Linked DNA regions of Homo sapiens: region 2 is linked to region 1. A link is an interaction called in ENCODE POLR2A ChIA-PET data of the cell type or tissue named here. Cell type or tissue: HepG2. All regions are shown on one strand. Region 1 has its middle 5.3 kb from the start of TMEM186. Region 2 overlaps ABAT (4-aminobutyrate aminotransferase).

Region 1 (2,500 bases):
ATGAACATTTGGCTATTGCTGTGAACACTGGTATACGAGTATCTGTTTGAGTCCCTGCTTTCAGTTGTTTTGGGTACGTACTGAGAAGTGGATTAACTGGATCCTGTGGTAATTCTGTTTATTTTTGAGGACCTGCCACTTTTCCACAGCAGCTGTACCATTTTACATTCTCACCAGCAACAGACAAGGGTTCCTGTTTCTCTACATTCTTGTCAACAGTGGTTACTTTTCCTTTTTTTTAAATTTGAGATGGAGTCTTACTCTGTCACCCAGACTGGGTTGCAGTGGTGTGATCTTGGCTCACTGCAGACTCCGCCTCTCAGGTTCAAGCGATTCTCCTGCCTCAGCCTCCTGAGTAGCTGGGATTACAGGCACCCACCACCATGCCCAGCTAATTTTTCTGCTTTTAGTAGAGATGTGGTTTTGCCATGTTGGCCAGACTGGTCTCGAACTCCTGAACTCGAGGGATCCACCTGCCTCGGCCTCCCAAAGTGCTGGGATTACAGGTATGAGCCACCACGCCTGGCCCTTCACTTCGATGCTTCTGTCCTGTGCTTCCATCCTTGCTTTACTTGAGTCCGTTTTTGCAGCTGTCAAAGTGATGCTTAAAAACAGAATCACGTCACTGCTGTGAAGGCTGATGGCCTAATCCACCCTCCCCTTCCCTCCCTCATCCGCACCTCTGTGGAGATCATTCCCCCAGGTCACGACTGCCTTGCTGTTCTCCAGTAATCGAGAATATTCCAGCCTTAAGGCCTTTGCATTGACAGTTCCCTCTGCCTGGAAGGCTTTCTCCCTAGATGCCTGCAAAGAGAACTAACCGCCTCCCCTTCAGTATCCTCTCGGTATAACAGGGTTTTACTATTTATGCTCAAGAAGTGTAGTGAAGATTCAATTATATAGAAGAGACATGTGCATAGCAGTTACACGTGGCTGTTCATTCCTTCTGTACCTTGCCTTCACCTGCCTGTCAGTTCCTTCAGTGACTGTGACTCCCTTCCCCATGAAGAGATAAAGCCTGTGGCTAAAAAATGTCTTAAGAAGTCATAATGATTTGACCTTAACCTCATTAAAACCAAAAATTCTCTCTGTTGGGTTGTAAGTAATGACCTGAGTGAGCCTCACCCCAGGATATTCTGATTATGTCTGGGGTGGATTTCCAGGATCTGTTTTTTTGACCAGCTTGAAGCCAATTCTGAGATTCAGGCAGGCTGGGAATTTCTGAAATACATTACTAGAACAGAAGACACCAGAGTGACACATGGTTCTGTGGACTTTGTGTTCCTGGGCCAATTTTCTGCCCAAAGAATAGGTTCTTAACACTGGCTTTATGTGTAGAATCTCCTGGAGAGTGTTTTAAAAACCCCATTGTCGAAGCCCATGACCAGGCATTTTTATTTTCACGGTTCCCTGGGTGATTCTAACATGGTTGACCATCGCTGCCTTTGGAGAATCACCACTCTGTTAAGTCTGCAAGGGGCTTGCCCTGGGAGGTGAGACCAGATTCTCACCCATGCAGGCATTCCATGTGTGGTCTGCTCATGCAGTACCAGCAGAGGGCACACAGAGCAAATGCATTATTCTAACGCTGTATCCCTAAGCTAAAATCACAGATGTCCACCAGATAACAGGAAATGTGTTAGGGCTTCTGTCATGCACCAGTAGGGTAGTACCTGAGAGCTGCCCCCAAAAAACCAAAGTCAACAACAGAAGCAATAAAAGGACTGGTGCAGTGGCTCACACCTGTAATCCCAACTCTTTGGGAGGCCAAGGTGGGCAGATCGCTTGAGACCAGAAGTTCAAGACCAGCCTGGGCAACATGGTGAAACCCCATCTCTACTAAAAATGTGAAAAATTAGCTGGGTGTAGGGTACATGCCTGTACTCCCAGCTACTGGGGAGGCTGAGGTGAGAAGATCACTTGAGCCTGAGGGGCAGAGGTTGCAGTGAGCTGAGACTGCGCCACTGCACTGCAGCCTGGGTGACAGAGCGGGATCCTGTCTCAAAAAACAAAAAAAACATTAAGTGTGCCCAACCCTTGTTGAATCTGGTAGAACCTGGGCATCTGTTTGTTTATGCTTCCCAGGTTATTCCACAGTACTACAAGTTTTGAGAATCACCCAAAGCCATACAATAGATGGCAAAGCAGCTTCTCAGAAAATGGGAGTTGTCTTTAGATTTGGGTGGTAGATATATTGGCAGTTGCCCCCTTTAACAACAATTATAACATGATTGTCTTAGTTCACTTGGGCTGCTGTAACAAAAATACCGTAGGCTGGATGGCTCAAGCAACATTAATTTTTACAGTTCTGGAGGCTGGGAAATCCAAGATTAATGCGTCAGCGGGTTCATTGTCTAGGAGGGCCTGTTTCCTGGTTGGTAGACAGGCTTATTCCTGCTGTGGTCTCCCATGGCAAAAGAGGTGAGGGAGCTCTCTGAAATTTTTTATAGGGCACTAATCCCATTCATGAGGGATCCACCCTCATGACCTAATCCACTTC
Region 2 (2,500 bases), 110 kb after region 1:
GGGACAGAGTGCTGGCAAGTTGCTGATATCCAAGATAATAGATGTTAGCACCTAAATGGGAGATGCTGGCAGTGAAGATTACGGGACCTCTGGACAAGGACAAGGTTGGCAGGGGTCGGGGGCTGGTCCAGGATTCCTAGAGAACATGGAAATAGAGTTGGGAGCATTCTGGCCGCCGGTGATTCTACTAAATCATAATTCTGGTGGGCAGGGGCATCAATCTGTGTTTTAACAAGCTCTTGAGGGGATTCTGATGCTAAAGTTTGAAAAACACTGTGCTAGACAGAGATAAAGGGGCAGGCTACTCTGGTTGGAAGAATAGCGTTCTGTTTTCCCACAGTGGAATTTGTAAATTGGATTCATTTATTCATCCATTCATTCACACATGTATCCATCAATCTAGCCAACCAACAAAGGGGTTGTGTCTGTCCATCCATGCATCCATCTACACCCCCAGCCATCCAACATCCAACAAATACATCCTGAATGCCTCCTCTGTGTGTGTGTGTGTGTGTGTGTGTGTGTGTGTGTGTGTGTATCCTGTTAGGCACAAGCAATCTGATTGAAATTATAGATATACACGGCTGTCTTAGCCTCTAACCGGTGATTCTCAACCAGGGGCAATCTTGTTCCCCAGGGGACACTTCATAATGCCTGGAGACATTTCTGGCTGTCACAACGTGGAGGAAGGTATGTTGCCAGCGTCTGGTGGGTGGAGGCCAAGAATGCTGCTAAACATCCGGCACAGGACAGCCTCGCTTCCACGTCAGTAGTATAGAGGTGGGCCAGGAGAGGTGGCTCAGCCTGTAATCCCAGCACTTTGGGAGGCCGAGGCGGGTGGATCACCTGAGGTCACAAGTTCAAGACCAGCCTGGCCAACATGGTGAAACCCTGTCTCCACTAAAAATACAAAAATTAGCTGAGTGTGGTGGCGGGTGCCTGTAATCCCAGCTACTCAGGATGCTGAGGCAGGAGAATCGCTTGAACCCGGGAGGCAGAAGTTGCAGTGAGCTGAGATTGCACCACTGCACCCCAGCCTGGGCAACAGAGCAAGACTCCATCTCAAAAAAAAAAAAAAAAAAGATAGCAGTCATTGGATTAGGGGCCACTCTAATGCAGAAAGACCTCATTTCAACCTAACTATTTCTGCAAAGTCTCTATTTCCAAATTAGGTCCTATTCATAGGTTCCAGGTAAACATGATCATGCCACTGCACTCCAGCCTGGGCAACAGAGCAAGACTCCCTCTCAAAAAAAAAAAAAAAAGTGTAGAGGCTGAGAAACTTTGCAGTAGACTGTGAGTTCCTGATAGGCAGGAACTGGTGGTATTCCCAGGATCACAAGATAGTGTGTGACCTACAGGAGCTGAGCAAATATTTAAGTGGATGAAGAAATAGTGACACAAAGAAACATTTATTTATATAAAGAACTCTGGGCCAGGCGAGGCAGTTCACACTTGTAATCCCAGCACTTTGGGAGGCCGAGGTGGGAGAATCGCTTGATCCTAGGAGTTCAAAACCAGCCTGGGCTACATAGGGAGACTCCATCTCAACAACAACAAAAAAATGCTTTTTAAAAAATTAGCCAGGTGTGGTGGCACCTGTTGTGCCAGTTACTTGGAAGACTGAGGCAGAAGGATTGTTTGAGCTTGGGAAGTCAAGGCTGCAGTAAGCTATGATCATGCCACTGCACTCCAGCTTGGGTGACAGACAGGGTGAGACTCTGTCTCAAAAAAAAAAATAGATAAATAAAAAGAAAAAGAAAAAGAGAAAAGAAGAACTCTTACAGCTCAAGAACAAAAAGACAAAAAGACAACTCAATTCAAAAATGGGCAAAGAACTTGAGTAGACATTTCTCTGAAGATAATATACAAATAAGCAACAAACACATAAGATGCTCAATGCCATCAGTCATTAGGGAAATGCAAATCAAAACCACAATGTGGTATTGCTTCACACCTGCCACAGTGACCCCAATGATAATAATCAAAAAATGGAGGTCGGGCGCAGTGGCTCATGCCAGTAATCCCAGCACTTTGGGAAGCCGAGGCAGGCGGATCACTTGAGGTCAGTAGTTCAAGACCAGCCTGGCCAACATGGTGAAACCCCGTCTCTACTAAAAATACAAAAAAATTAGCCGGGCGTGGTTGTGGCCCACACATGTAATCCCAGCTACTTGGGAGGCTGAGTCAGAATTGCCTGAACCCAGGAGGCAGAGGTTGCAGTAAGCCGAGATCACACCACTGCACTCCAGCCTGGGTGACAGAGCAAGATTCCCCCTGCCCCCCAAAAAAATACATAAAAATAAAATGATGAAAATGGTCAATTTCATGTTATGTGTATTTTACCCCAATTTAAAAAATACTTTTCTGCATTCAGTCAATGCTCCTTGAATATCTACTGTGTGCATAGGGAAGTGTGCTATGCATTTAAGACACAAGAATAAATGTGATGGATGTGATGGCTGCTTCCAGGCAATTATGGATTGGGAAGAAATCCAGC

What was found. Peaks named below come from ENCODE experiments on the same cell type or tissue, not always from the same donor. Only the 100,000 strongest peaks of a DNase experiment are listed, where the experiment ranks them.
Region 2: POLR2A ChIA-PET joins it to region 1 with 5 read pairs; 7 of 35 experiments call an interaction of 5 or more read pairs at or near these places.

What each region holds. Positions count from the first base shown.
Region 1 is chr16:8,791,137-8,793,636 of GRCh38, reverse strand. No RefSeq gene overlaps it. Among named protein-coding and RNA genes, the nearest start is that of TMEM186, 5.3 kb to the left of the region's middle. RefSeq lists a silencer at 1,478-1,657. In HepG2, a CTCF peak has its summit at 1,560 (motif pointing right); a DNase peak (open chromatin) is centred at 1,546.
Region 2 is chr16:8,680,224-8,682,723 of GRCh38, reverse strand. The region is part of intron 1 of ABAT (4-aminobutyrate aminotransferase); the gene reads right to left. Among named protein-coding and RNA genes, the nearest start is that of ABAT, 6.9 kb to the right of the region's middle. In HepG2, no CTCF peak of the experiment used is centred here; a DNase peak (open chromatin) is centred at 1,363.